2 separate regions of the Homo sapiens genome follow, and region 2 is linked to region 1. A link is an interaction called in ENCODE POLR2A ChIA-PET data of the cell type or tissue named here. Cell type or tissue: Caco-2. All regions are shown on one strand. Links, peaks and the distances in the headings refer to the core of each region. The heading gives the core; the rest is flanking DNA.

Region 1 (15,308 bases), core at 4,978-12,977:
CAATCCATGAAGACTAAGAATGGAAGAAAGGCCTCCTTGAGCCCCATAGCTTCCTCCAAGAATCGTGTCCCTGGGCCTCTGAGGCTAACACTACTTTAATCAGGAAAAGCTTTGGGCCTTTGCATTAAAGATGTTCTGCTCTCACATGAACATGGAATTGGGACGCCTGTCAAACTCTTACTCCACACAGAAGGCAAAACTGGTGCGCTCAGGAAAAAGCAGGGGTTTTATGTGCTCAGGCGTCTGATGTACCAAGCTGGAAATCCTAGTTCCAGTCTGATAATCCAAAACAGATTTCTAGTTGCATCCATTCTTGCCTGTGTCTCTGTGGTTTCTGATTCTATCTGTTCCTAATTTCCCTGGATAAAGGACCAGGCAGTGCAGTGCAGTGAAGTATTTAAAACGTGCCAACTCAGGATGTGGTAAAGTTGCTAAGCAGATGAGTCCGCAGTGTCCATTTTGCAGCCCCACCTCAGGTAGGTTTCAAGGCTATTGTTTTTTTTGTTTTTTTTTTAAAGCTCTAGGCGCTGACTGATTTTCTGAAGGCCTTCCTAAACATTCAGCTCACTGGCTGGGTCCCAACCTGAGCGGGGCAGTGCCTGCTGGCCACACTCTTCCTGGCTAGCTGGGCCCTGAGGCTGCCGTGGAAACCCAACAGGAAGCTCCTGCTTTGTTTGTCATTGCATGGGGCCCTGCCATGCCTGGACTAAGCCAGGTTGGCCACAGCGTGCTTGGCAGGCACAGCAGGTGAAAGTCAGGGAACCACAGCTCTAGGGTGTGTGTAGTCGCTGTGCCGAGAGTGACTTGTTCTTTCTGTTATTGCCCAGGTATGTCTTCAGTCCCTCAGACCCCTGGTGGAGTGCTCATGACTGGGACCATAAATTATCCTAATTGAGCTACATTTGTGTGGTTGTTTTGTTTTGTTTTGTTTTGTTTTGTTTTAGACAGAGTCTCGCTCTGTCACCCAGGCTGGAGTGCAGTGGCGTGATCTCAGCTCACTGCAACTTCTGCCTCCCTGGTCCAAGTGGTTCTCCTGCCTCAGGCTCCCGAGTAGCTGGGATTACAGGCCTGAGCCACCACCCCTGGCTAATGTTTGTATTTTTAGTGAGAGACAAGGTTTCACCACGTTGGCCAGGCTCGTCTTGAACTCCCGACTTCAAGTGATCCACTCATCTCAGCCTCCCAAAGTGCTGGGATTAGAGGCGTGAGCCACCGTGCCTGGCCTTGAGCTACACTTGTATCAAGCACTTTGACACTTACTATCTTATTGATAAGTCCTTGAGGGGGTTGTCAAGCAGGGACTGTAGGGACTGTTCACACTCAAATTTCTTCCTTTTATTGTTTTTTGTTTGTTTATTGTCTTCTTTTACAGCCTCTGGGGATATAATCTGTCATGGGAGCACCAGCTTCTTTTTCTTCTTCCTGTTCAGTATTCATTATCTGGAAGGTTCCTTTCTTGCGGTCTTTCCTTTTTAAAGGCTGTAGTAAAATGAGGTACTTAGCCTAAAAGTTTTTCTGACTCTAAGGAAAAAAAAAGAAAGTGTGAGTCATTTGAACTTGTGATGTCTGTGTATTGCAGTCACTGAACCTCACACTTGCCAAGATGAATAATAGTGTCCCCTCATTTCTTTATACTTGAGTTAGGCCAGTAATCAGAACCAAGTTAGGAAAGCAACCAGAGGGTGATGTGTGTGCAGAATCGAACCCAGAGTGGAAATTAATTCTGGTACCAGACTACTGAACATGCGTGTGTGTTCTCAAAATACTTCAGTACTGGCATAGAGAAAGATTTTAACAGTTGGCTTGTACTTCAGGAAAAAAGCTGCAACATCTGTATGTGTTTTTAAGAATTTCTGAGATTGACCAGTTGACTATTGGCTGGAATGATATCAACATATGGCCTCCTAGTTACGATTTATCAAAGTATCCCATAAGCTTGATCTTAGCCCATCTCTAGCTCTTACAATTAATGTCAGTGCACAGTGGGCCTACAGCTCCCTATTCAAACCAACCAACCATTCAGTAACAGTTACAAGACAACATGTGAGCATGACTAAATATTTGGTATGAAGAATTTATTGTTTATTTCTGTAGGTATGATAATGTTTTGTGGTTAATTTTAATATAAAGAGACTTTATCTTTTAATAATATGTACTGAAACATTTGAGCATGAAATAAAGGCTGAGCGCAGTGACCCACGCCTGTAATCCCAGCACTTTGGGAGACCAAGGCAGGAGGCTCGCTTGACCCCAGGAGGTTTGGGACCCACCTGGGCAACATAGTAAGAACCCATCTCTACAAAAAATGTGAAAATTAGCCAGGAGTGGTGGTACGTGCCCGTGGTCCCAGCTACTCAGGAAGCTGAGGTGGGAGGATTGCTTGAGCCCAATAGGTCAAGGCTGCAATGAGTCATGATCATACCACTGCACTCCAGCCTGGTAGTTATTTTAAAGTGGAAGCAGGGAGAGTGAGGTTGTAGATAATTGTGATTATCCGTGAATTGGTGCTTGAAATCTGACATGTGGTGGTTCATTCTATACTACTTTTTATTTTTTTGAGACGGGGTCTCACTTTGCCACCCAGGCTGGAGTGCAGTGGCGCAATCTCGGCTCACTGCAGCCTCGCCCTCCAGGTTCAAGCAATCCTCCCACCTCAGCCCCCTAAGTATCTGAGACTACAGGCATGTACCCCCACTTCTGGCTAATTTTTGTATTTTTTGTAGAGACACGGTTTCCCCATGTTACCCAGGCTGGTCTCCAATTCCTGGGCTCATGGGATCTACCCACCTCGCCTCCCAAAGTGCTAGGATTACAGGCATGAGCCACTGCACCTGGCCCTACTATCCTACTTGTTTACAATTTAGAATTTTCCATAATAAAATGTTTTTCTAATCCTCCAGTAGATGTTAAATTTTTAGAAGTCTTTATCTTTTCTAAACATACAGATATATGTCTAGTTGAGTTACGGTTAAAAATTTTTTTGAAGTTTTCATTTACAAGAAAAAATAGGATCCCAACAGGTAGAAATAGGGCCAATAGCTCAGAGAGATATTAAGACAATAGTTTGTCAAAGGGACTCCAGGATAATTTGATCAGGAAAAATCCTTATTTAAATAAAAATTAGGCTGGGTGTGGTGGCTCACACCTGTAATCCCAGCACTTTGGGAGGCCGAGGCGAGCCGATTGCTTGAGGTCAGGCGTTCAAGACCAGCCTGGCCAACATGATGAAACCCCCTCTCTACTAAAAATACAAAAAAATTAGTTGAGCATGGTGGTGTGTGCCTGTAATCCCAGCTACTTAGGAGGCTGCGGCAGGAGAATCGCTTGAGCCCAGGAGGCGGAGGGTGCAGTGAGCCAAGATCACACCACTGCACTCCAGCCTGGGCAACAGAGCGAGACTCCGTCTCAAAATAAATAAATAAATAAAAATTAAAGTGAAACACTGACGCTTGCATTTCTGGCTTCATTGGAGACTCGGGAAGAGTGTCAGGAGGTGACACACCAATACAGAGTTGAGACACGGGATTTCTGAGTGTATGGTGGCTGCTGGCAGAAGGCCATGCCTGGGTTTTTGAAGGATCCTCCCAGAGTTGCTTCTTGTTCAAGTACTGGCCTGGCCCCACTCTTATTTGAAAAACTCAATTGCAGGAAGGGTGACCACAGGTGTAATGACCCATGTTCTTGGCTTTGCTATTGTAGGTGTTGAGTTCGGTGCCATGGAAGCTCTTATTTGGGGGTCTCTGATGAGGCTTCTCATTTTTCTTCTCATTCTGGTGGCTGATCACCAGAAGGATGAGACCAAAAGTTGTGTGGCTGTCTGTCTGGGTTAATAGATTTTCCAGTACTTATCTCCAATTGGAAAAACAACCCGTAAGACGGTGCTTTTAGACAGAGGCTCCAGCTCCCTGGTCACAACATTCTTGCCCAGAATGTCTCCTTGCCTGAATCCCCTAAACTTTCTGGCAATAAAAACAGCCCGCTTCACTGCCTGTCCTGCTGACCTGAAGCATTACTGGCATCTTGACTTGCTATGGTCTGTAAGCATTGGGAACCTGGAAGTTGTCAACATCATGGGATTGAGCACCTACCTGGTGCTGAGCCCTGGTATTCGAAGGTGGATGAGGCACAGTCACTGCCTCAGGAAGCTCCTCTCATTCTGGAAGGGGGAACAGACAGCTGAGTAAACATGTGCCTTACTATAAGTGTTCCCAGCGTGATTTAAAGGATATTCCTGGGACACAAGAGAGGAGAGTGGGTCTTTGCATCTGCGGGTCAGGTGAAGCTTCTTTGAGCTGGACACGTCACTGCTGAGGCCTGCATCTGCGTCCGGGCTTTCTCAGAGAAGTTAAGAAGGTTCTGAAACTGGTGCCACTGGTTTCTCTGAGTGGTAGAATTCTGGGCAAGGTTTATTTTCTTCTTGATTCGCCTCCGTATCTTCCAGTTTCCTAAAAGCAGCATATATTTCATAATCAGGAAAGACTTTTATAAAAGCTTAAATAAAGGCAGGGCTATCCTTGGAAATTGCCTTTTCAGCTTTAAAAAAAAAAAACAAAACTCCTTCAGGACTTTCCTTGGTGTTTTGTAACTAACATTTCTGTGAAAAGATATATTGGTGAAGAGAGTAAAACAGATTTTCTAGTGTTTTCAGCAATACAACAGTAAGCCGCAAAGACAGAGGAATAAAAAAACAAGGGCAGATCCAAACCAGAGACTAGGAAGAGGTCTTTCAACACAGCTTACAGCGTCAAACATCTGTAAGGAATTGCAGCATAGGAATAAGTCAGGGGTGAAGTCCAAAGATAAGTCTGACTTTTTAGAATAAATAAACACGAAAGCTTTGTTTTCAGGTTCAGGAGCGTGGGCTAAGGAGAGCAGAATGAGCTGAGACCCTGGCCTGGGTGAAGGTGGTCTGCCTAGCTCCAATGCCTGGATCATTGAAGGGAGGGGATTTTGGAGTTGTTGGTTAAAGTCAAAGTGTCCAAACACATCTCTTCTCATTTCTAGATTCATGCTGATAATTGACCTTGAAGTTTTGGCCTGCTTGCTTTTTTCGTTATAATAGTAATGAAACTCCTAATAAATCTAAGCCCATTAAACCACTCAAGGTGACTTGTGTTGGGCTCATTTAGCCCTGTTGAATAATCACCATCCTGCCACAGTTCAGCCAGGCCACCAGGCATGACCAGACATGCCAAAGAAAGCTTTGAGCAAACAACCAAAACAGGAAGGCGTTTCATTCCTCACCCCAAAGGCCAAAAAGTGGAGCTTCTTGTTTTACTCTGGTCTTTTGCATGCACTCTACCTAATGCAGCCGGGTTCTTACACCTGGGCTAGGGTGCCAGGAGGCTTAGACTTTATTAATTCAAAATGACTTGGAAGAGCTCTTTTGAGCAGCTTTTCATAAGTGCTTTTTGGGGTTTTAGATTGCTGGCTGTACCTTTAAAGGTAAGTAGGAGGTGTTTGTTCCCAGGCACTATGGAACTGGCACGTTGGCCCTGAATTGCCTTTGCATGAGCTGTTGAGTGACGGAGATGAAAACCGTCTATTGTTTAAACCACTGCTTGTCAGGGTTTATCCTTGATCCCAACTATCACAGGAGTGGGCAAGAAGCATGGCTATGATGTGTGGATGTCTGAAAACAAACATCTGAGGTAATGATAATGACCAAGTGTTCCACCCAAATGGCTATTATTTGTCCAAAAAACACTGTAAAGGGTTCTGACTTTACGTCCAAGGGAAACTCTTTGGCTGCTCTTCAGTAAGCTGGCCATGAAAGGACCAAGCTCCTTTCCCCTGACACTGGCCTCTTGCTTCCAGTGAACTCCATTCACCGCCCCGCCCCACCCCCATGGTTTGCGCGTACTGCCATTCTACGCCTTCCTATCCAATTGTGCTGTGGTTCCTTCGACCTCTTTTTCTCCTGTGGATTACCAAGCCCCTTTCCTGTAGGAGGACTGAAAGTGGGTAATATGTAAACAGTAAGAATTTAATTTTTACAGTTCTAGAGACCGGGAAGTCCAAGGTCAAGGTGCAGGCAGATGTGGTGTCTGGTGAAGGCCCAGTCTTTTCTTTATAGATGGCGCCTCTTGTTGTGTCCTCACATGGGAGAATGACAGAAAGGGCAAACCACTCTGTCATACCTCTTCTGTAAGGTCACTAATCCAATTCATGAGGACCTCTTCCTTGTAACTTAATCACCTCCTTAAGGCCACACTTCTTAATACTAGCACATTGGTGAATGAGTTTCAACATCAGACCAAGGTAGAGGCTGTGGCTACAGCTACTGGCTCCATCACCTCTGGGTCACTAGCTCCCTGTCTCAGTCTGGAGAGAAGGTTCCTGACAAGCCTGAGATAGTCCCCCAAGATTCTCTGCCCAAGGGAGCCCTGTCATTCCAAGAAGGGCCCAACCCCTACCTTGACCTGTGAATGGGGCTGAACAGGGATACCACAGGAGTTTCCTTCTAAATGGATCAGATTTTACATGGAAGAAGGATCCAGGGTCTCAAAGATTCTCCACAGCTCAGTCCTCTTGTGATCCCCTTGCCTCATCATCTGGCTTTGTCACAGCCACAGTAATCCCACTGGTGCAGTGACACCAGGTGCTCTGAGAGCAGAGCAGAGCTCCTGAGTGATGCTGCAGGGCTCTGGATATACAAAGAACCGTGTCTGTGGCACTTGGAGAGAATAAAATGTTACCATGGTCAATTCACTGAAGCAGGTTTGCCTAATTTGTTTCTAATGCCTGGGAAAATGCTTACAATCCCTAACGAAATCTCATTCTTCAAAGGGTTGTCTTTGGTATTTGGCAGTGGTACTTGGAGATACTCGTAAACTTATATATTATAGTCTTTGGGGTGGTGGCCCCATTCACCTGAGTGATAAATCTAACAGGGAATGCAAATTCTCAATTACATACATGTTGTTGCTTTCTACCAAGCCTAGCCAGGCTTGAAGATGGAACTTTGTCTCATCAACCTCCCCTGACCAGCAAGCGTTTCCTCGGAGCTGGGTCTGCCTCAGCGTCTCTCTGCCATCACCCTATAGCTTGTAACACCTGCTCCCCTCCAGGCATAAATTTCTCCACAATCCCACCCTGTCCAAACATGCAGTTCCCGCAAAGGTGTGTTCTTTCCTTGTCTGACAAAATTCATTAGCTTGAAGGTGATGATTTTTGCTTGTTTGCTGTTTGTCCATTCTGGCCTTCGCATTTCTGAACTTGGATGTGTCTGTACGTTCTAGTAGCTCCTGGCCTACAGTGTCCACAGAGCACTGTTTGCCAGAAGGTTCTTAATAAGTACCTTGAAGTCCAGGATATTGGCTTCCCTCTTGAGAACCGAGCTTATGATTCTTCAAGTTCAAATTTACTACAATAGCTATAACCATATCATAAATTATACTAACTTGGAACTTAAATGTAGAGTCATCCCTTTTCAACTGCATTCTATTCATAACTTTCTGGATTTTTATGATCTTAAAAACACAAGTTGGACTTGAAAATGGATTTTTTTTTAATATGGGCTAAATTGTCCTTAAGTTCCTGATTGTAAAAATCATGTGGAAAAAGTACTTTGATCATGCTTTTGTTGGACTATAAACCTTCTTTGAAAGCAGATTTCAGCAATTTCATTATGTAATTCATTGTTGTTGGTTTTGTTTGAAAGATTATTACTTATAGAAAGAAAGACTGTAAAATCTTAGCACTATCTTGCAGGATTTTTAAAATGGAAGAAAAAAAAAACAATAGAGTAAACAGAAGCACAGCTTTCACCAAGTGTGTTTGTCCAATCTCTTTACAGTACTATGCAGGATGACATTTTTATTCTCCATGAGCAAGAGTATGACAGTTTGCTTGAATCTGTCTTCAAAACTGAATTCCTAAGCCTCTTAGCAAAGCGTTACGAGGAGAAGACCCAGAAGCAACTACCTCTGAAATTCAGCAATACGTAAGTCCGGATCTGGGACCCAGACTTCTGCGTGTAGCTAAAAAGGGGTCTTGATCGCACCCCTGCGATTCAGGATGGGGCTGGAGGAGGCCTGCGAGGAGAAGAGTGGGGTCTGGCTGGCCCCAGTGGAACCTTAGAGCCTGCAGAAGACAGTCTGGATAGTAGTCACAGACTTTGAAAAGGTTACTTTTGCATTTCTGTGAAATAATGACTTCATAGACTAGTGTATTTTATCATTTAGACAAAAATCACCTGAATGAGGCAGACAAAGGCAGATTTTTATGTATCACCCAAAAAAGGGTTTTTTTAATTTAGGAGAGCAGACAGGAGTAGAATCACACTGGAAGCAGATAAAAGTGACAGAGGTGGGGGTTTAAATTCCCCAAACCAATGCATAATAAAACCTGTTTATTGGTAGAGCCTCCGGGGGCTTGAGGACTATAGGTGGCCAACGTATTGTGTAGGTGGTTCACCTTTCTTTCTTTTTTTTTTTTTTTCTTTTTTTTTTCTTGAGATGGCGTCTCGTTCTGTTGCCCAGGCTGGCGTACAGTGGTGCGACCTTGGCTCACTGCAACCTCTGCCTCCCAGGTTCAAGCAATTCTCCTGCCTCAGCCTCCTGAGTAGCTAGGATTACAAGTGCTCACCACCACACCCAGCTAATGTTTTCTTATTTTTAGTAGATACGGGGTTTCACCATGTTGGCCAGGCTGGTCTTGAACTCCTAACCTCAAGTGATCCACCCGCCTCGGCGTCCCAAAGTGCTGGGATCACAGGCTTGAGCCACCATGCCCAGCCTCACCTTCATTTCTTTTGGCAACATGATCTAATGGACCAGGTACTGGCTGGCATACTGTTGACCCTCTAATCTCATATTTGCTGAGTAAGAGTTATTTAGCTAGTCTGGGCAATATAGTAAGACCACATCTCTACAAAAAGTAAAAAATAAAAAAAAAATTAGCCGAGTATGGTGGTGCATGCCTGTAGTCCCAGCTACTCGGGAGGCTGAGGTGGGAGGATACTTGAGCCCAGGAGGCAGAGGTTGCAGTGAGCTGAGACCGCACCACTGCACGCCAGCCTGGGCAACAGAGCAAGACCCTGTCTAAAACACAGAAAGAAAGTTATTTAGCTTTTCTTTTTAAATTTCCCCATCTATAAAATGGGAATATCCTCCATCTTTTCCTAGCTACAAAAATAAGGCCAAGACAAAGCCTTTATATCATGATGAGGGAAACTTATAATAGGCAGCTACTTAAAATTATGATTTTTCCTTCTTATGATATCAGAAAATATAACTTAAAAACAGAATAAGGATTGCATAATACAGGCATATATGCAATATAGAAGCATTAAAACTGGATGGGGAGTTTGGGAATTGCAGGTAAATCCTGCCTTCTATTTGGATTTTGGTTGCTAGTGTGTGTCTTTTTCCATCCCTGGGTGGGCTGTGATGGTGCAAGAATAGTACAGGACTAAACAAAGCCAGGTTCTATGCTAGAGTCCTCAAGCTGGCCTGTGTCTGGCATCTCTCAGTCCTCCACAAGCACAGAATCAGGGACAACAGCTGGAAGCACAATGACAGCACAGCGGTATGACCTGGAAATTGTCTCTTTCCTCTGTCCCCTCAGCAGGCGCCTCTGAGACCACCTGACAGAGTGGCACTGGCACATTAGCCAGATGTACCTCCCTCACCACCTGGTGTCTCACGGTACCGGGCCCCAGATGCTCCTTTTTCTGGCTCATTGTCATGCAGCGACAGTGCCACCCCATGGATGCGGTGCGCATCCTCAGGGCCCTGCTCCTGGTGTAGATTGTCCGTTCTCGCCTCATGTTTATGCTTTTCCAGCAGCAGAACTCCGTGGCGGGATCTCTGAGCACCGTTTTCTCACTGCGTCCTTCGACCTGTTAACCCCACTGTGCTTTTTGCAGGCTTGAACTGAAGTTGAAAAAGGAAAACTGGGGCCCCTGGAGTGCAGGGGGCTCCCGGCAAGTGCAGTTCCACCAAGGGTTTGGGGACCTGGCTGTCCTCAAGCCCAGTAACAAAGTGCTGCAGGTCAGCATCGGACCTGGACTGCCCAAGAACTCCCGTAAGTGCTCCACGGGCCCTGCAGGCAGAACTGCCGCCGCTCCCCCGAGTCTCCCGAGCAAATGCTGCAAACATGTGCACAGATGTGGGGGCTGAGAATCAGTACACCTTCTGCTTGCTGGGGCTCACGCTTTCTTCAGAATGGAACATTTCAAACTAAAGCAACAGCAAGGAAAATGAGCAGGTTAAAAGTTTCTGAGGGACTTAGTACTTATGTATCAGTACACCTGGCATTACAATATTGTGGTTAAAACAAATCAAAGTTTGTTAGCTTCAAATTTCCCCTCCCTTTCCAGTCAGATCTTGTCCACAATACCAACATCATCCTCTATGCCACCTTTAAAGAAATTGACTGGGCCCGGCGTGGTGGCTCACACCTATAATCCCAGCACCTTGGGAGGCCAAGGCCGGACGATCGCTTGAACCCAAGAGTTCCAGACCAGCCTGAGTAACATGGCAAAACCCTGTCTCCACACACAAAAATAAAAATGTAAAAATTAGCCAGGCATGGTGGTGCATGCCTGTAGTCCCAGCCACTCCGGAGGCTGAGGTGGGAGGATGGCTTGAGCCTGGGAGGTCAAGGCTGCAGTAAATCATGATCTTTACTGGGGTGCCACTGCACCCCAGCCTAGGTGACAGAGCAAGACCCTGCCTCATTAAAAAAAAGAAGATGAAAAAGAAATAAAACACCATACACACACACACACACACACACACACACACACACACACACACACGCACTACCTCAAACCCCAGTCTAACTCCTTCCCTGGCCTTTATTTTTGTATTTATAATTGATATTTATAAACTTATATCTATAGCACACAGCATAGAATAATCATACATGCTATGTATGCATATACTGTGATATTGTTCTAAGATTTAGCCTGTGTGTGATCACACACATGAAGATGCCTTATATAAAATAACTGTTTCTAGGCCAGGCACGGTGGCTCATGCCTATAATCCCTGCACTTTGGGAGGCCGAGGCAGGCGGACTACCTGAGGTCAGGAGTTTGAGACCAGCCTGACCAACACCCAGTCTCTACTAAATACAAAAAACTAGCCAGGTGTTGTGGCGTATGCCTGTAGTCCCAGCTACTTGGGAGGCTGAGGCAGGAGAATTGCTTGAACCCAGGAGGTGGAGGTTGCAGTGAGCTGAGATCGCGCCATTGCACACCAGCCTGGGCAACAAGAGCGAAACTCCATCTCAAAAATTAATTAATTAATTAGCCATTTCTCAAATCTGTCTGCAAAGGTACACCTTAACATGTTCTCTAACATATTAATACAATACCAGCAAATGCCATCATATCTTTATATATGTAGAGCCACTCAGAAAATGTTGATGTATGTCTGTGTATCCGTTAGTACTTGCAGAAAACAGACAGCAACTTTTGGAGGGATTTCTGAAGCGATTTTTCAGTGAAAAGATGTGGACGGGGTTTAGGGAACAAAGTAGGGACCCAGGGAAAGGGAGTGGCAGGAAATCATTATTATCCGCAAACCTGAAGCAGCAGAGGGAGGAACGAGGTGAACTGAAGGCTACAGTCAGGAAGGAGGCACATGAAGTCCCCCACCTCCCTCCTGACACTCCAGTCTCCTTCCAGTGCCTCCTGTTGGCCTGGCCTATAGGCCTCACCCCACTGGAAGGCAGAGGCCTGGCTGTCCACAGGACTCAGACCCCAGGGCACAGAGCCGGGCAAAGAAAGGCTGCAAATAACCAGCAGGCTATGTTTGTGCGGCGGGCCCCCGAGGGGAAATTGCCCAATAGGTGTTGGATTCTATCTTATTTGGGGTGGCGAGAGTGGCCTAGGTACTGGGAGGGAAGCGTCCAGCAGGCCACACTGGGTTTGCCCCGATCCCACGTGGTCGGTTCTCCCAGGCCCTAGAGCTGCAGCTCCTTTGCTGTGTTTGCACTGTGCACCTTGTCACCTCCTACCCTTCTCTATTCTTCAGCTCTTCTCTTTATAAGAAATTCCCTCTGCACCCCTCTTCCAGCTGGTTTAATCCTACCTTCCTTCCTGTTCCATTCAAGACCCTATTGTTTTTCTTCCCCACATAGATGTCTCTGCAGAGATCTCCTCTGGCTCCTCTGGCCCTGCTGTCCAGCCCTGACTGTGACCCACAGTGTGTTCCTTTGGCCCCAGCTTGTTCCTCATTCCTTCATGTCTGTGTCAAGGGTACAAGTCTGCTTCTCCTCCTTGTGGTCTGTGTTTAGTTCAAGGACCGTAGAACACACACTCTTGCGTGCAAGGCGCTTGACGTAGGCAGGTGTGCAGTCAGTGCCAGAACGGGCTTCATGCCAACCCCGTTGATCCGCAGCATTAGTGAACCTGCTCAGCCACTTAGCATTTAGAACATGAATGCAAATGTTTAAATGTTCCATCTGTCTCTTTTAAAAGTCTGTAAAAATAGAAACACCTTTGTAAGATGACCAATCCTTCTTTAAGAACCACTGTCTCTAACATTTCAAAACTGTACCTCTATAACCCTGTCCTCCAGCCCCTCCCACCCAATAGCTACCATTACATACTTCCCTCAACGGCTCCTTCTCCACTGCAACTGTTCTCCTGCAGATCCACCTGAGAGCTGGAATCCAAGCTTCTCAAAAATTTTCCATATGCAAAGAACCATGAGGATCCATAAAACCAACCAGTAGCACTGGTTTTAACTTTGTCTTGTTTATTTCAGGTCCTACCAGAAGGAACACTACCCAAAATACAGGTTATTCCAGTGGGACTCAAAATGCCAACTACCCAGTGAGAGCTGCCCCTCCTCCCCCAGGTAAGCCAGCTACGTACCGTAGTCTGGGACCACTAAATCTGGACCCATAACTTATAAAATATGTTTGGGAAGAAACCCATTAGCAAATCAATGCACACATATTAACCAGGCATGGACCATTTCAGTGCCACATGTACAACACAGCAGCCCTACTTGAGACCTCAAAATTCAGAAAAATAGGAGTCAGTGAGACTGAACTGCGGCTGAGTTTGCAATCTGGATTTCATTACCTCGAAATATTACTCCCTTAGGAAAGGCTTCTGACAGAGAGAAAGGAGTTCCTTGTCCGTAACAACCAGACTGTTGTCAGCTTTTAAGACACAGGATGCTGCTTTATGGAAATAGGAGTTTACAGGTCTAACCCCACCACCACTACCCAGCTCCGGCCAAATACCACTACAGCAGCACCCCCTTATCCTCGGGGGATGCATTCCAAGACGCCCAGTGGGGGCTTGAAAATGCAGATATTACCAAAACCTATCTATACTTTTCCAGTTTGAGTTTTCCACAAAACCAGCAGAAATTTTTTTCTGTCTTCACAGTGTTACAGATAGAAGATATATTGTTACTGAATTTACTTAAAGGAAGCGCTTTCACTTAAAGGAAGCGCTTAATGGCTTCTCTTTGGCATACCCAAATTGCCAGCTTCCTGGGGCCATTATGAATAACAAGATGGCTGCTTAGTGACTGATGATGGGGTAGCACACACAGCATGGATAGGCTGGGCAAAGGGACGATTCGTGTCCTGGCGGGACAGGGTGAGATGGCACACAACCTAAGCCTTAGGAATTGTTCATTCCTGGAACTTTAATTTAATATTTCCAGGCCACAGTTGACCATGGGTAACTGAAACAGTGGAAAGCAAAATCATGGATAAGGAGGGGAGGGGGCTACTATTTTGTAAGTTATAGCAGCTTAATGACTGAATAGAAGAAATCTGTTTTCTATTTATTTTCTGAGATTAGGATTCAGGAGGCCTGTTCAAAAAAACAAAGTAATATCTGAGAGTATTACAAAATTGTTATAAAATTTATGCTCATATTTCATATTTATCTCTTCTTTTTTTGGGATGGGGTCTCAGTTGCCCAACTGGAGTGCAGTGGTGCCATCATAGCTCACTGCAGCCTCAGCCTCCCTGGATCAAGTGATCCTCCCACCTCAGCCCCTTGAGTAGCTGGGACTACAGGCACGCACCACCACACCTGGCTCTTTTTTTTTTTACTCTTTGTAGACACGGAGTCTCACTGTGTTGCCCAGGCTGGTCTTGAACTCCTAGGTTCAAGCAGTCATCCCACCTTGGCCTCCCAAAGTGTTGGGATTGAAAGTGTGAGCCACTGCACCTGGCCTCTCATTTTTAATAGTAAAAATATAACTGACATATCCAGACACTCTAAACCTGAATCTAAGATTTTCTGTCTCTAAAAATCTGTGTAGTGTTTGCAGAATGCTTGCAAAAATACATAAAATCTTTTAATGTTTTTCCATCACTCACAAAATTCAGTTCATAAAAAATTACTCCCAGAGTGTTTGGTATTAAGCAGTTTAGAATTCTAAGTCTGATAGGGTCATTTTGAGACTGTATTTGATTCCAGTCTTCCCAGCCAAGAGAATTCTATTTGTACCAATGTCCAAGATAAGGAGTAAAAAGCATTTCTTGAGGCTGGTCATGGTGGCTTACGCCTGTAATCCCAACACTTTGGGAGACCAAGGCAGGAGACTTGCTTGAGACCGGAAGTTAGAGCCCAGCCTGGGCAACACAGCAAAACCCCATCTCTACAAAAATGTTCTTAAAAATTAGCTGCAGCCAGGCGCAGTGGCTCATGCCTATAATCCCAGCACTTTGGGAGACCAAGACGAGCAGATCACTTGAGGCCAGGAGTTTGAGACCAGCCTAGCCAACATGACAAAACCCTGTCTCTACTAAAAATACAAAAATTAGCCAGGCATGGTGGTGCACACCTGTAATCCCAGCTACTGGGGAGGATGAGGCACGAGAATTGCTTGAACCCGGGAGGTGGAGATTGCAGTGAGCTGAGATCACACCACTGCACTCTAGCCTGGGTGACAGAGCAACACTCTGGCTCAAAAATAAATAAATAATAAAATAAATTAAAAAATAAAAATTAGCTGGACATGGTGGCACATGCCTGGAATCCCAGCTACTCAGGAGGCTGAAGTGGGAGGCTGAGGTGGCTATGATCATGCCACTGCACTCCAGCCTGAGTAACAGAGTGAGACCCTGTCTCAAGATTAGCTGGGCGTGGTGGCATGCACCAGTGATTCCAGCTACTCACAAGGCTGAGACATGAAGATTATTTGAGCCGGGGAGGCAGAGGTTGCTGTGATCTGAGATTGCACTACTGTACTCCAGCCTGGGTAACTGAGTGAGAGTCTGTCTCCCCTCCCCATCCACCCCCACCTTCCCCCCAGAAAAGGGCATTTCTTTAGTCTCTGGAATCTCACCATTGCATGCTAAAGTATGGACACTGGGGC
Region 2 (15,308 bases), core at 4,177-12,176, 92 kb after region 1:
CACTTCATCAAGACCACAAACCTTTCAAAAGCAGAGAGAGACATATTCTTACTCCACAAGTATTGTTGTTATACATATAAATGTACTTATGAAACAGCAAACTATTCATCTGGATCCAAGTATCACAATTTATAGCCAATAGGAATTATTCCCATTTTACAAGTGCAAAGAATGTAAGGACAGAGAGATTAAATAACTTATCCAAAGTCACCAAGCTAATTAGTCAGAGCTGGGAGGTCAACTCGAATCTATCCAATTCTAAAGCTAGTGCTCTACTATGCCATATTGTCTTCCCCAGTTCATTCTGGATGAAAAAAGGTTTAAGAACCACATGTTTCACACGTGAACTAAAGCATACGGGAAATGTTTTTTAAAAGCACGGGCAAGTTGGGGAGAGAATACACACACTCCTTCAGGAAAAGAAGCCCAAAACAGAGTTATCAAAATGTCTCTAACAGAAAATAATACAATTTAAATTTCCTACCTTCATTCTCATTAACACACTCCTAATGAGGTGTGTAAATTGATGCAGCCCCTTGGAGAGAAAACTTAACAGTATTTATCTGAAAGTTTAGCCCTCTGACATAGCAATCACATTTCTAGGAAGTTAAACTATACATAAACTCAACCATAAACAACTTTAATGTCCATCAACAGAAGACTGATTTAATATACAATGGATATTATGGGGGTATTAAAAACCAATGAGCTAGATTTTTATGTGCTAATATGCAAAAATCAAAATATACTGTTAAATTTAAAAACAAAAAACAAGAAGTAGAATATGTTTGATTTCCCATTTTTAAAAGGTAAGACATATACCTATCTATGTGTACAAAGAAAATTTCTAAAAGTTTTTATAGAACAGTTACTACCTCTGATATATTAAGATTAGTAAGCTGTGCGAGGAAGCTTTTAAATTCTCATTTTATATGACTGCACAGTCTGAATGTTTTAGAATATAACAAATGAATCTAAAACATGTATTTATTAGGACATTTTGAAAGGAATGAACTTACTCATAAACTGCTTCAGTATATTATTTTTAAAGGGGAGGGGCAGAAAATTAAGCATATTGAATTTCAAATAAAAGATGATCAATCAAAAATGAATACCATCAAGTATTACAAAATAGGCCATGCATCACACTGGTGCTCATACAAAGAATTGGCCCATTGGTCAATGCTTTGTAAAAACTTGCTAAATGTTTTCCAATTTATACTTTAAATTTTAAGTTGCATTACTGAGAAGGTAAATAATATATCACCAGTTTCACTGTACAGATTCTGGGTTGATTCCAGCTGCGTCTGCACGATGCAGATTTTTTTAAATGACTGGAGTAGAAGAAAAAATCCAAGAAGATATGTAAGTGAAAATTACCACTTGCCATGTAATCAAAACAAAACACAAATTTCCTTGCTGACTTCCTGGTTCATTTCCAGCATGAATTTTTGGTGTTTATCAGCCAAGTGTTTATTAAGCTTTCATTTCATTATTAGCTTATGATCTAACAAAATAGTAAATATGTTACATAGCCTTAGAGTATTTATCATTTCTTGTGATATCTAACGAATTTCAATTTCTTTAGAAAAGGCATGGCTGGTTCTATTTTATTTTTATAGAAACGGGGTCTCACTATGTTGCCTAGGCTGGTCTCAAACTCCTGGCCTCAAGCCATCCTCCTGCCTTGGCCTCCCAAAGTGCTGGGATTACAGGAGTGAGCCATCATGCCCAACCATGGTTATATTTTAATTGCCTGCATCAAATGAATATAAAAATCCTTTTACAACTCCCAAAGCTTGCTGTTATGTCTCAGCTAACTGCTTGAGAATTCTTAAAAATTTACTTTACTGTGCCTAGAAATACTACTCAACTTTCACATTTCTTCAGCTATACTAAAGAACAAATCTAAATTCCTTAAAACTTCCATTCAATCCACCTCAATTACATAATACTAACATGGGAAAAAATATACCCTACTCTTAAGCCAAGTAAATACTAAAAATTTAAGAACTGGGATTAAAGGTTATTTCATAAGGAAGTACAAAATGCTTCATTGACATGACTCTAGATTTTGTGTCCACTAAGTATATACTTACAAGGGGGTGGCATGTAATGTCGACATGATGAGAGAGAGGGCTGTGGAGGGGGCTGGGGCTGGGGCTGCGCAACCATGCTTGATCCATAGCCATCTATTGATGATAAAGGTTGACTTGGGGCAGCAGCAGCGGCCTGATGGCCAAAGATTGCAGCTCGGGAGGAAGAAACAGGGCAGCAGGGGTCAAATGCAGATGCTCCATGAAAACTGCCACTTCCATGACTTCTGATACCACTGTTGCTCAGGTCCACTGGCAATGCCTGCTAGATAAAAAGGAAGTATATTTTATCTTTCTAAAGTTTGGTCAAATATTTCATGTTATATTATAAAAGTATTCCTAATATAACCAAAAAAACATAATCTTTAAATTAGTTTGAAACCAGGAAGATTCTTAGTATGAAGAACCAGTGAGCACCAACAAAATACTTGGTTATCTTGAATATAACAAGTGTATCCTGGATTGTGAAAACTGTAGTGGTTTTACAGTTAAACCAATTTTTAAAAATCAAGCATAAGATTTTATCACAAGATGAACAAAAGTTTAATATATTAAAATCTTTTTGTCTTATAACAAATACATCTTAGAAACTTTAAAAATCATACTTCTATATTCTCCTTTATCCCAACATTGTGACTAGTACTTTAGGACTCCTTGAGAAAACATACTATCACACTACTGAAAATATTAAGGTTCTAGGAAAAATCTTGTCTGCCCCAAGTTCCAAACTGTATAAAGCAAGAATTCAATTAAAGTGCTAATAAACAAATCTACATTATTCAAAATAACAATGGACATAAGATTTTTCAGACTAAATCATGAATTACCTTTGCCACTCAAAGCTTTCACTTGTTCAAAAACATAAGAATAAAAAAAGTTAAAGCACTGCTTCCTTTTATAGGCATATTTATTGCATTTTATAGGCACATTTAGTGCTTTGCAGATGTTCGGGGTTTTTTGTTTTATTTTTAATAAATTGAAGGTTTGTGGCGACACTGTGTCAAGCAAGTCTATCAGAGTTATTTTTCCAACAGCATGTGGAAACTCTGTGTCTGTGTCACATTTTGGTAATTCTCTTAATATTTACATTTTTCTCATTATTATTTTATCTGTTATGGTGATATTTGATGAGTAGTCATTGATGTTACTATTATAATTGCTTTAGGCACCAAGAACTGTGCCCATATAAGACAACAAATTTAACAGATAAACATGTGTGTCCTGACCAGATGTTTCCCCATTACCCTGCTCTCCTCTCTTTGGGCCTCCCTATTCCCTGAGACACAACAACATTGAAATTAGGCCAATTAATGGCCTCTGGTATTGAAGTGAAAGGAAGATTTGCACATCTCTCATTTTAAACCAAAACCGAGAAATGATTAAGCTTAGTGAGGAAGGCATGTCAAAAGCCCAGAGAGGCCAAAAGCTAGGCCTCTTGCACCAGTTAGCCAAGTCATGAATGCAAAGGAAAAATCCTTGAAAGAAACTGAAAGCACTCCAGTGAACACACAAATGATAAGAAACTGAAACACCCTTATTGCTGATCTAAAGAAAGTTTTAGTGATCTAGATGGAAGATCAAACCAGCTACAATATTCTCTTAAGCCAAAGCCTAAGCCAGAGCAAGGCCCTAACTCTTCAATTCTATGAAGGCTGAGGGAGGCAAGGAGGCTGCAGAAGAAAAGTCTGAAGATAGCAGAGGTTAGTTCATGAAACTGAAGGAAAGAAGCTATCTCTATAAGATAAAAGTGCAAGGAGAAGCAGCAAGTGCTGATGTAGAAGCTACAGTAAGTTATCTAGAAAATCCAGCTAAGATCATTTATGGAAAGTGCTACAGTGAATAACAGATTTTCCATGTCGACAAAACAGCCTAATATTGGAAGATGTCATCCAGGACTTTCATAGCAAAGAGAAGTCAATGGCTGGCTTCAAAGTTTCCAAGGACTGGATGATTCTTGTTAGGGTCTAATGTAGCTAGTGACTTAAAATCCAATGCTCATTTGCAATTCCAGAATTCCCAGGGCCCTTAAGATTTATGCTAAATCTATTCTGCCTGTGCTCTATTAACAAACAACAAAGCCTAGATGACAGTACAGCTATTTACGTGGTTTACTGAATATTTTAAGAATACTGTTGAGACCCACTACTAAGAAAAAAATATTCCTTTCAAAATGTTACTGCTTGGCAAAAGTGAGACCTTTTCTCAAAAAAGAAAAAAGAAAATTGCTGTTTCTTGACAATGCACATAGTCACCAAAGAGCTCTGATGATGTATAAGTAGATTAATGTTTTCATACCTAACACAACATCCAGTCTGCAGACTATGAATCAAGGAGTAATTTCAACTTTCAAGTCTTACTATTAAAGAAATACATTTCATAAGGCTATAGCTGCCATAATAATTCCTCTGATCAATCTGGGCAAAAGTAAATTGAAAACCTTCCAGAAAGGAGTCACCATTCTAGATGTCATTAAGAACATTTGTGGTTCATGGAAGGCAGTCAAAATATTAACATTAATAATTTGGAAGAAGTGGATTCCAAGCCTCATGCACACTTTGAGGGGTTCAAGACTTCAGTGGATGAAGTAACTACAGATGTCGTGAAGACAGCAAGAGAACTAGAATAAGAAGTTGGAACCTGAAGATGTGATTGAATTGCCGTAAATCCTGATAAAAGCTGAATGAGTTGCTTCTGACGGAGGAGCAAAGAAAGTAGTTTATTTATTTTTTTTTTTTTTGGAGATGGTGTCTCACTCTATTGCCCAGGTTGGTGTGCAGTAGTGCAATCTTGGCTCACTGCAACTTCCACCTCCCAGGTTCAGGCAATTATCTTACCTCAGCCTCGCGAGCAGCTGGGATTACAGGTGCATGCCACCACGCACCTAATTTTTGTATTTTTGTATTTTTAGTAGACACAAGGTTTCACCATGTTGCCCACGCTGGTCTTGAACTGCTGACCGCAAGTGATCTGCCTGCCTCAGCCTCTCAAACAAAGTGCTGGGATTACAGAAGTCAGCCACTGCACCCAGGCTCTTTTATTTACTTTTGAGACAAGGTCTCACTGTGTTGCCTACAGTGGAGTGCAGTAATACAAACGTGGCTCACTGCAGCCTCCACCTACCCAGCTCAAGCAATCCTCCCAACTTCAGCCTCCCAAGTAGCTAGGACCACAGGCGCGTGCCACTGCACCCAGCTAATTTTTAGATTTTTTGTAGAGACAGAGTCTTGCCATGTTGCCCAGACTGGTCTTTAACTCCTCCCACCTCAGCCCCACAAAGTGTTGGGAGCAAATGCATGAGCCAGCATGCCCAGCTGGAAGTGTTTTGTTTTTTTTTTTTTAATAAAAAAATTGCAGGGCCCCAGACACATCATTTAAACAAACAAACAAACAAAAAACTGCAGCAAAAGTGGTTTCTTGAGATAGAATCTTCTCCAGGTAAAGATACTAGGAAAAAGATGGAAATGACAGGCCGGGTGTGGTGGCTCACGCCTGTAATCCCAGCACTTTGGGAGGCTGAGGCAGGCAGATCACGAGGTCAGGAGATTGAGACCAACGTGGCTATCACGGTGAAACCCCGTCTCTACTAAAAAATACAAAAAAATTAGCCAGGCGTGGTGGCGGGCACCTGTAGTCCCAGCTACTTGGGAGGCTGAGGCAGAATGGCATGAACCTGGGAGGTGGAGCTTTCAGTGAGCCGAGATCACGCCACTGCACTCCAGCCTGGGCAACAGAGCGAGGCTGTCTCAAAAAAAAAAAAAAAAAAAAAAAGATGGAAATGACAGCGAAAGATTTAGAATATCACATCAACTTAATATATTACATTAGTACATCACATAAACTTAAAGCAGCTGCAAAGTTTGAAAGGATTGATTCCAATTCTGAAAGAAGTTCTATGGGTAAAACACCATTAAACAGCATCATGTGCTACAGAGAAATCTTTCATGAAAGTAACAGTCAATCAATGCAGCAAACTTCATTGTTATCTTACTTCAAGAAATTGCCACAGCCACCCCAATCTTTAGGTACCACCACTTTCATCAGTCATAGCCACCAACATTAAGGCAAGACCCTCCATCAGCAAAAAGTTTACAATTTGCTGAAGTCTCAGAGGATTGCTGGCATTTTTAAAAAATGTATTAGCAATAAAGTATTTTTAAATTGAATTATTTTTAAACTGAAACATGTACAATAAGGTATTTTTAAACTGAAGTATTTTTAAATTGAAGCATGTACATTTTTTCAAACATAATGTCACTGTGCAGTGGACTTAGTACAGTGTAAATATTAAATTTTATATGTACTGGGAAACAAAAAAATTCATGTGACTTGCTTTATTGCAATATTCACTTTATTGTATTTATTGTGGTTGTCTGGAACCAAACCTGCAGTATCTCCAAGGTATGCTTGTATTAGGAATACGATTTTAGGGAAAGCCCATCAACTAAGTTGGGAAATAAACCAGAGGGTAGATTCCACTTCCACTCATCAGTAATATTTTCCTCCAAAAACTTTATTTTTTTTTTTTTTTGCGACAGGATCTCTGTTACCCAGGCTGGAGTGCAGTGGCACAATCTTGGCTCACTGCAAGCTCCACCTCCTAGGCTCAAGCGATTCTCCTGCCTCAGCCACCCACAAGAAGCTAGAACTAAAGGCACGAGACCCCACGCCCAGCTAATTTTTGTTTTTTTGTTTCGTTTTGTTAGAAACGGGGTTTCACCATGTTGCACAGGGTGGTCTCGAACTCTTGCGGTCAAGCGATCCACCCGTCTCAGCCTCCCAAGGTGCTAGGATTTCAGGCGTAAGCCACTATGCACTGCCTTCCAAAAGCATCTGGAAAAATCCTAAGCAAAACACTTTCACCTCTACTCTATAGCAAAGGCAAGAATCACTTCTTCGTATTCTTTTTTTTTTTTTTTTTTTGAGATGGAGTCTCGCTCTGTTGCCCAGGCTGGAGTGCAGTGGTGCAATCTCGGCTCACTGCAAGCTCCGCCTCCCGGGTTCAGGCCCATTCTCCTGCCTCAGCCTCCCGAGTAGCTGGGACTACAGGCACCCACCACCACGCCCGGCTACTTTTTTTGTATACTTAGTAGAGACAGGGTTTCACCATGTTAGCCAGGATGGTCTCAATCTCCTGACTTCATGATCCGCCTGCCTCAGCCTCCCAAAGTGCTGGGATGACAGGCGTGAGCCACCGCGCCCGGCCACTTCTTCGTATTCTTGAATACAAACCTACTGCTTAGGTTCAGTGGAACCATACTTTTCAAAATGTGATGAAAGATCATAAAGATCTGATGTTATATATGGAATTATATACAGCAACTGTGCAATACTGGAAGCTGAGGGGCTGGAGATGAAAAAACCTAGGGTAATGCATTTGTCAAAGGCTCAAGTCACCCAACAGTCCCGAGAGGAACCACAGCATTCTTTTTAATTTCAGTGAGCTCTAGGTTTAGGGGGAATAATAGAAACAAAAGGAACTCTGGGTGCTGAAAGGAAAGGGGTGTGATGATACTCAAGTTGGGAAAGAGAAAAGGAGGAGCTCCTTTCTTTTGTATTATTTATCTACAATCAAGTATATGTCTGTTCTCCTTCTGTTGAGCTGTACAATCAAGTATATGTCTGTTCTTCTATTGAGTTGGCAAATACAATGTATGTCTTCAATGCAGGTAAATACGGTTTAAGAATAATGTTTTAAGACTGAATTTATGTTTATGGTTCAAATCCTTTCCCTACTATTTAGACTAAAATTAGCAAATGGACTAGAATATCAACATCTTATGAAGGTGACCAAATTTCATTTTATCTTCATCTCTAGTCAGTGATTAAGAACATTCCCAGAGTAAAGTAATTCCTAGAAGAAACTGAGGGTAAAATTAAAGAATAAAGGGAAAATAAAAACAGTAATGAGAACCCTCTTCTTCACAATTCCAGTTCATTCAATTCTTATTCCCGAAGGACAATCAAGGGTAAGCAAGATGAGTATAGTGATGGGACATAATAATTGGCTTACACAGATTATAAATGATGCATCACACTAATTAAACTACTAGGCACAGTGGTACATGCCTGTAGTCCCAGCCAATTAGAAGTCTGGGGCAGGAGGATTACTTAAGCCCAGGAGTTTAAGGCCAGCCTGAGAAACAAGGCAAGATCCTCTCTAAAAAAAAAAAAAAAAAAAAAAAAAAAAAAGCAGGAGGTGGGGTGGGGTTGGGGGGTGGGGATGGTGTGGCAGGGGTGGGTAGGGATGAAAGCCATATCATATCAAAGCAAGCAGTGAGGGCTATCTACATGACTACTGCATCTTCTCGGTATGCCAGTCTAATTTTTATTTGACTACGCACAATCTGGCACTCAAACATAAGATATCTACAAAATCACAAATCTCAGGTTTTGTTTGCTTCTTCTGCTCCTCTACTTTCTGCTGTACCCAAATAGGTCTAAAGTGAAGACTATATGAAGCTATTTTATGAGCATTTGGTTAATTTTAGAGTCCTACAAACATCAACATGAGTCTCAAACTGTTGTCTTCAAAAATCTCACTCTCTTTACCTTCAAATCCATTATCACCACTGAATGCCTGTGATCCTGCTGATTCTTCTCAAGTTTTGTTTGCAGTCCAAATACTTCTACTAATACTTACAGGTGGGTAAACGAGTTATATTTATTTTACACTGAACAGACCTGTAAAAGAGATCCTACCTACAACTGACTCAAGCTGAAATAAAAAGTTGTATACATAATTGATGTCTCAAACTAGCTGTATTATTTTATTAATAACAAAATATTCTGTAAATGAGACTTTTGGCAGCTCTTTAATGAATGTAGGAAAAGCTGGTAGACCCACCTCTTCACCATTTTCCTACAATATTTATGAAGCATCATGTAACCAAATTTACAGCAAAACAAAGTTATACTTCCAAGCAGATCCTTTCATTCAATCCACTGGAAAATTCTTCTTGATGCTCCCTCGTTCCCAAGAGATAGGACAGGTCTGGACAATCCATTAATACCAAGAAATGTTACCAAAACCGAAATGACATCTAAAATCTCTTTAATTATATTTTCTACTCAATTCAAACTTCCTCTTGATAGGACCAGCTGTATTTTCAAAGAGAATACAACTCCTTTTTTTTTTTTTTTTTTTTGAGACGGAGTCTTGTTCTGTCGCCAAGGCTGGAGTGTGGTGGCATGATCTCAGCTCACTGCAATCTCCGCCTCCCACGTTCAATCGATTCTCCTGCCTCAGTCTCCTGAGCAGCTGGGATTACAGGCACGCGCCACAGACCCAACTAATTTTTGTATTTTTAGTAGAGATGGGGTTTCACCATGTTGGTCAGGCTGGTCTCGAACTCCTGATCTCGTGATCCACCCACTTTGGCCTCCCAGAGTGCTAGGAATACAGGCATGAGCCACCGCGCCCAGCCCTTGTTAATTATTTTTAATCTGTCAGACCCAGAAGACATACCATCAAAATTTTAAAAGATGAGGCAAGTACTTTAGGAAAGGTCGGGTGACATAGAAAAGTGGTAGCTTGGCCGGGCACGGTGGCTTAATGCCTGTAATCCTAGGCAACAAGAGTGACACTCCATCTCAAAAAAAAGAAAAAAAAACGAACTTCGGAGTCTTGCTCTGTTGCCCAGGCTGGAGTGCAGTGGCACGATCTTGGCTCACTACAACCTCCACCTCTAAAGTTAAAGTGATTATCCTGCCTCAGCCTCCCGAGTAGCTGGGACTACAGGCACACACCATCACACCCAGCTAATTTTTGTATTTTAGTAGAAATGGGATTTCACCATGTTGGCCAGGCTGGTCTTGAACTTCTGACCTCAGGTGATCCACTTGCCTTGGCCTCCCAAAGTGCTGGAATTACAGGCGTGAGCCACCATGCCAGCCTCTTTGACTTTTTTTGCAGCACTTTTTTTCTGGAATAGTATATGTCAAAATTACAATTTTTCTCTGAAATTACATCTTTTGTTTTTTGTTGTTGTTGTTGTTTTTTGAGACAGCATCTCACTCTGTCGCCCAGGCTGGAGTGCAATGGCGTGATCTCAGCTCACTGCAACCTAAGCCTCCCGGGTTCAAGCAATTCTCCTGCCTCAGCCTCCTGAGTTGCAACACGCAGACTTATATCATAATCGTACATGGAAGTGACATAACAAAAGTTAAAGTAGCATGGAACGCTTGACTTCTTTTACTCCACGTGATTGCCAATACTAATTTAATACTAGTTGACATTTTGCGAACTCAATAATAATACCAACTAATTTACTTAATTATAATTTTTTGCTGACATTTTGATTCTCCATAAACTGAAAACCTCATCTGCCCCTGAGAAAACATGCTACAGGTCTGCAAATGAGAAGGCTGTTTATTTTTAGATGAGTGAAGGTTATAGTGAACTCTACAGTAGGAGGTAAAAGGGGAAAACTGGGAGAATTTTCCAATTTTTCATGAATTAGCTGGACACTAGAGTTTCAACAATTTGTTTAAAGTAAGATCCCAAAAATCAGATCCAACTGTATTTAACTAAAAACATCAAAAGCCTTTTTAAAAAGTGATTTTTAGATTAAGTATCAGTTTTGATTACCCACATCCCTGGTCCATTCAATTAGTTGTAATAATTTAGTCCATCTAAAAATCCCAGAGACTTAATTAAAAAGAAACTACAGACCACTAAATTAGGCCATTTTCGAGTGTAAGAATGTGATTAATTTAGTGTATAAAATCTATCCCTAGGGGTTTTTTCCTCTTCCCAAAGCCACCACAATTAAAAAAGAAAGGTGGGTTGGTTTTAACGCAAGTAGTTACTCCCTCATGCTGGGTTTTCCAGCCATCTAAAACAGGAAGAAGGGGAAGGGGAAGGGAAAGGAGAAAGGAGAGGGAAGGAATGAAGGGGAAGAGGAAAGGGAAGAGAGGGAAGGAAGGAGGGGAAGAGAGGAAAGGAAGGAAGAATGGGAGGGAGTTAAAAAAAAAAAAAGGAAACGGAGGGAGGCAGGGAGGGAAGAAAGCAGGGAGAGAAATGGAGGGAGGGAGAGAGACAGGAATGAAGGAAGAGGAAGAGAGAGAAAAGGGAGAAGGAGAGAGAGAGAGAGACAAGAGGGGCAGGAAAGAAAGACTGACTCAAATTCCACATACCTGTTCATGATAGCTGGTACCAGAACTACTATTTGCTCCACAAGGTGCTTGTACTTGTGGAGGTCTTTCCACAGGGCAAGCAGGATCACTAAAGGAAGGAGAAACTGGGACAGCTGGGTGGGGAGTATGGTGGTGGTGGTGATGATGTTGAAAATGGTGACCATGCTGCTGAAAGCAACTTGTATGAGGATGTCCTAATGCATGGTGGTTCTGTGACGACCCTCCACATGGTGAGTGCTGGGGACAGCAGGAAGGTAACCTTGGCATTGCAGGAGGGCCAGTTTCCGTTACAGCACTAGATGTAGTTCTCCTTGAGTCATCTTGAAACAGAAAAAAATGCACAGAATAATCAAATCATGAAATATCACTGTGTAAAAAAATAGGTATGGGGTATAAATAATAAATGTTTAAAGAAATGTTCGGTAATTTCAAATCTCTGTAAATAATGTGATAGTGCCACGTTCTTTTTTTTTTGAGATGGAGTCTTGCTGTTGTTGCACAGGCTGGAGTGCAGTGGCGCCATCTTGGCTCACCAAACCTCCGCCTCCTGGGTTCAAGCGATTTTCCTCCCTCAGCCTCCTGAGTAGCTGGGATTACAGGCATGCACCACCACGCCCAGCTTATTTTGTATTTTTAGTACAGATGGGGTTTCTCCATGTTGGTCAGGCTGGTCTTGAACTCCCAACCTCAGGTGATCTGCCCGCCTCAGCCTCCCAAAGTGCTGGGATTACAGGCGTGAGCCACCACACCCCGGCTGATAGTGCCATATTCTTAACATATACATCATATGATTTTATGCAGTGGTCTTCACTGGGATTTTCCTGAAACTCTAAATTCTTCAGGAGGCTCATATTTACTGTGATGTGTAAGTATGGCAATAGATCATGTTTTCCTATGGCACAGTAAATGATTTATTACCAGTAAAACTGTATTTTAAAAGTTTAAAAATACGAGTCCTTCCACTACATGCTACAAAGCAAATGCTCTTCCCCTGAGCTCCATGAACCCCTAATATCATAAATCCTTCCTACATAATGCAGGCAGCTATGTACTTCTTAAAATCTCACCTTAAGACACAGCCAGCCAAGTCAGAGTGTATCTGGTGAAGTCTCACTATCCACCAACACAAATATATACATTGTATATATTTGCTCAACAGATTCTCCTGCCTCAGCCTCCTAAGTAGCTGGGACCATAGGCACACACCACCACGCCTGGCTAATTTTTGTATTTTTTGTAGAGACAAGATTTTGCCACATTGCCCAGGCTGGTCTTAAGCTCCTTCCAGAGCTCAGGTGATCCGCCCACCTCAGCATCCCAAAGTACTTGGATTACAGGCGTGAGCCACCATGTCTGGGCCATTATCTTTTTTCCTTCCTTTGGACTCTACAGTCAGAACCAATAGAATGTAAGAAATGATTAGACTCTAATACTTGGAAAATAAAATGTGCTTTAAAGTAATCTAATGACTTAGTGTCACACAGTGGGAAAAGAAACATGGAGTCAAATGAATCTGGGTTCTAATCTGGGACCTTTCTTTCAGCAATGTGACCTTAGGGAAGTTATTTAACCTCCTTTTCATCTATAAAATGTGGTAATAAAATTGCCTTGCATGGTTGTTAGAAAAGATAAATTTCTCAGTATAAAACACATGAGTCCTGATTATGCTCTCCGCCACATGCCCAGTTATTTTGAAGGTATGTTCTTCTATGGCAGAAGAACTGCAAAAGTATCCTCTGAAAGTCTGTCCCAGTGTTTCAAATTCATTTAAAACCTAGAAACGCTTCCTCAAACTAAATATTATATGGAAACTATATAAAAGAGATTTTTAAAACTTGAAGCTTCTGATTAAATTACAAGAGTGAAGAGCCTAAAGCCAAAGCCCCGCCCTGCTGCCATCCTTAACCCCCTACTCTGATTCTGAGGCATCTCCTCAGAATCCTTAGAATTCTGGAACATTACTGTCCTAGCCTTGATTTTACAGTACCCAAGAGTAAGGATACCCTGCTCCTATGGGGCTCAAAGTACCTAGCTAATCTCTTCTGGGTCAATGTATCAATTAGGAATCTTCTGCTTGTTTACAAATAAAATAAAAATCCAACCAAAACAGCTTAAATAATAAAGGGAATTATGGGTTCACATAAATGAACCTGGGTAGGGGGGTGCTTCAGGCTCTGCTTGGTAAGATTCAGCAAATTTCCCTAAAATTCTCCTGGCTCTGCCCTCTCTTACATGTCTTATCCTGCCTTTCCGGATTCTCATCTCTTCAAGGTCTGTGCTCTAACCTCTGTTACACAGTAGCTCTAATCTAAATTTCTGTATATTCGTTTTTTCCAAGCTGCTAGTCTGGCCTATGGGGGCTAATCTCCCAAACCCTTTTGTAAAGGTTCTTAACCTGGGAACTAGAATTCACGCGTCTGTGAACTTGGACGGAAGAAAAATACAAACTGACACTAACCTCTAACTGCCCCTAGAATTATGTTAAATATTGTAATTTGTAACAAAAAAACAAAGTCGACAAATTATTTCCTTTTTTTTTTTTTTTTTTGCGACAAAGTCTTGCTCTGTCGCCCAGGCTAGAGTGCAGTGGCGCAATCTCCACTTACTGCAAGCTCTGCCTCCCGGGTTCACGCCATTCTCCTGCCTCAGCCTCCCGAGTAGCTGGGACTACAGGCGCCCGCCACCAAGCCCGGCTAATTTTTTTGTATTTTTAGTAGAGACGGGGTTTCACCATGTTAGCCAGGATGGTCTCGATCTCCTGACCTCGTGATCCACCCACCTCGACCTCCCAAAGTGCTGGGATTACAGGCGTGAGGCACCACGCCCGGCCAGATTATTTACTTTTTAGAACAAATAATAGCAGTTCCAAAGTCAGTTCTATAATTATGTTACTTTCATTCACTTGTATTCCAAATGTGTTGAATAACCTGGTCAAGTGTTAAAACTAGCATATCAGGAACTGACCATGATCAAAAGTCTTTTAGGGCTATGCTGAACCCAACATTAAGTAACTGTTTCCTATAAATTATAATATGTATAGTAATTACTCATTATTACAGTAGCTTTACTTGCTACAGCATTTTCAGGGTTTTATCTTAGTCTCTATGTAAAAGTGTTATACAAGTCAATATCATTTATTGTGTATTGCATCAGGAAAAAAAGGTTGAAAACCTTTGGGATACTAAGCTCACTCACTGGGATACGCTAAATTACCTTCATGGTTCCTTCCAACTCTGACACTTTAATTTTACAAACCAAGTTATTTGAGGATTACGTTGACTCTAAAAGTCAGGGTATGAGTTTGTAACCATCACTAAAGTGATGGATATGACATGTATCTGTTCAGAAACAGCTTGTCCTCTTTTGCCTTCGAGCATTTTGAATATATATAGTCCAGAACCTCTTTGTTTCTCAAACAGGCTTGCATCCAAAACTAAAGACAACCAATTAGCCTCTCATTCGAGAGTTACTACCCAAATAAAACTGTCATAAATTAGAGGTGAAATACAGAGATATATGATTCAGTAAATAAAACACTTCCTTTTCTATTAAAATTAACCCATAGAGGGCCCACTAAAAATGAGACAATCATGAACCTGCATTAGGGAAATTAACTCCACAACCCAGGGACAATAATTTGGTTAAAGTGCCTCCTAGGAGTGCCTTCAGTAACTCTAGCAGGATTATCGAGAGGCAGGCATGAATTACTCATTCATTCAACAGTCTTACACATAATAAAGTCGTGGTAAAAGATCTACAAAAGGCACTGGATAATACAAAGGTGAAAATGAAAGTCCTGGCCTTTAACATAACTTACGGTATGGTCTGCTTTTGCTGTTTTTATCTCTAGCAACCAGAAACATGCTTGCACAATGTAGGTGGCTCAATAAGCACTTTCTATATTTAATTTCAACTCACAAGGGAAAAGCAGCATGCAATCATGTAGCTAAGCGCCAAGAAGAGAAACACTTGCTCTTTGGCCCTTAAGGAAGCTCATCATCAAGCATGGAGACAATTTAGGATACAAATCAACCAGTATTAGAACAGAAACACTGGGTTCTAGCATAGCATAAAGCA

Evidence for each region. Peaks named below come from ENCODE experiments on the same cell type or tissue, not always from the same donor. Only the 100,000 strongest peaks of a DNase experiment are listed, where the experiment ranks them.
Region 2: POLR2A ChIA-PET joins it to region 1 with 8 read pairs; 2 of 35 experiments call an interaction of 5 or more read pairs at or near these places.

The regions. Positions count from the first base shown.
Region 1 is chr15:59,155,794-59,171,101 of GRCh38, reverse strand. It overlaps MYO1E (myosin IE), which reads left to right. Exons shown (of 28, transcript NM_004998.4): 23 at 7,799-7,945; 24 at 9,872-10,029; 25 at 12,723-12,815. Among named protein-coding and RNA genes, the nearest start is that of MIR2116, 7.8 kb to the left of the region's middle. RefSeq lists enhancers at 5,141-5,190, 9,468-9,969. In Caco-2, for the core only: no CTCF peak of the experiment used is centred there; DNase peaks (open chromatin) are centred at 5,204 and 9,691.
Region 2 is chr15:59,063,007-59,078,314 of GRCh38, reverse strand. RNF111 (ring finger protein 111) reads right to left here. Exons shown (of 14, transcript NM_017610.8): 6 at 11,232-11,551; 7 at 2,100-2,361. Among named protein-coding and RNA genes, the nearest start is that of CCNB2, 34 kb to the left of the region's middle. In Caco-2, for the core only: no CTCF peak of the experiment used is centred there; no DNase peak of the experiment used is centred there.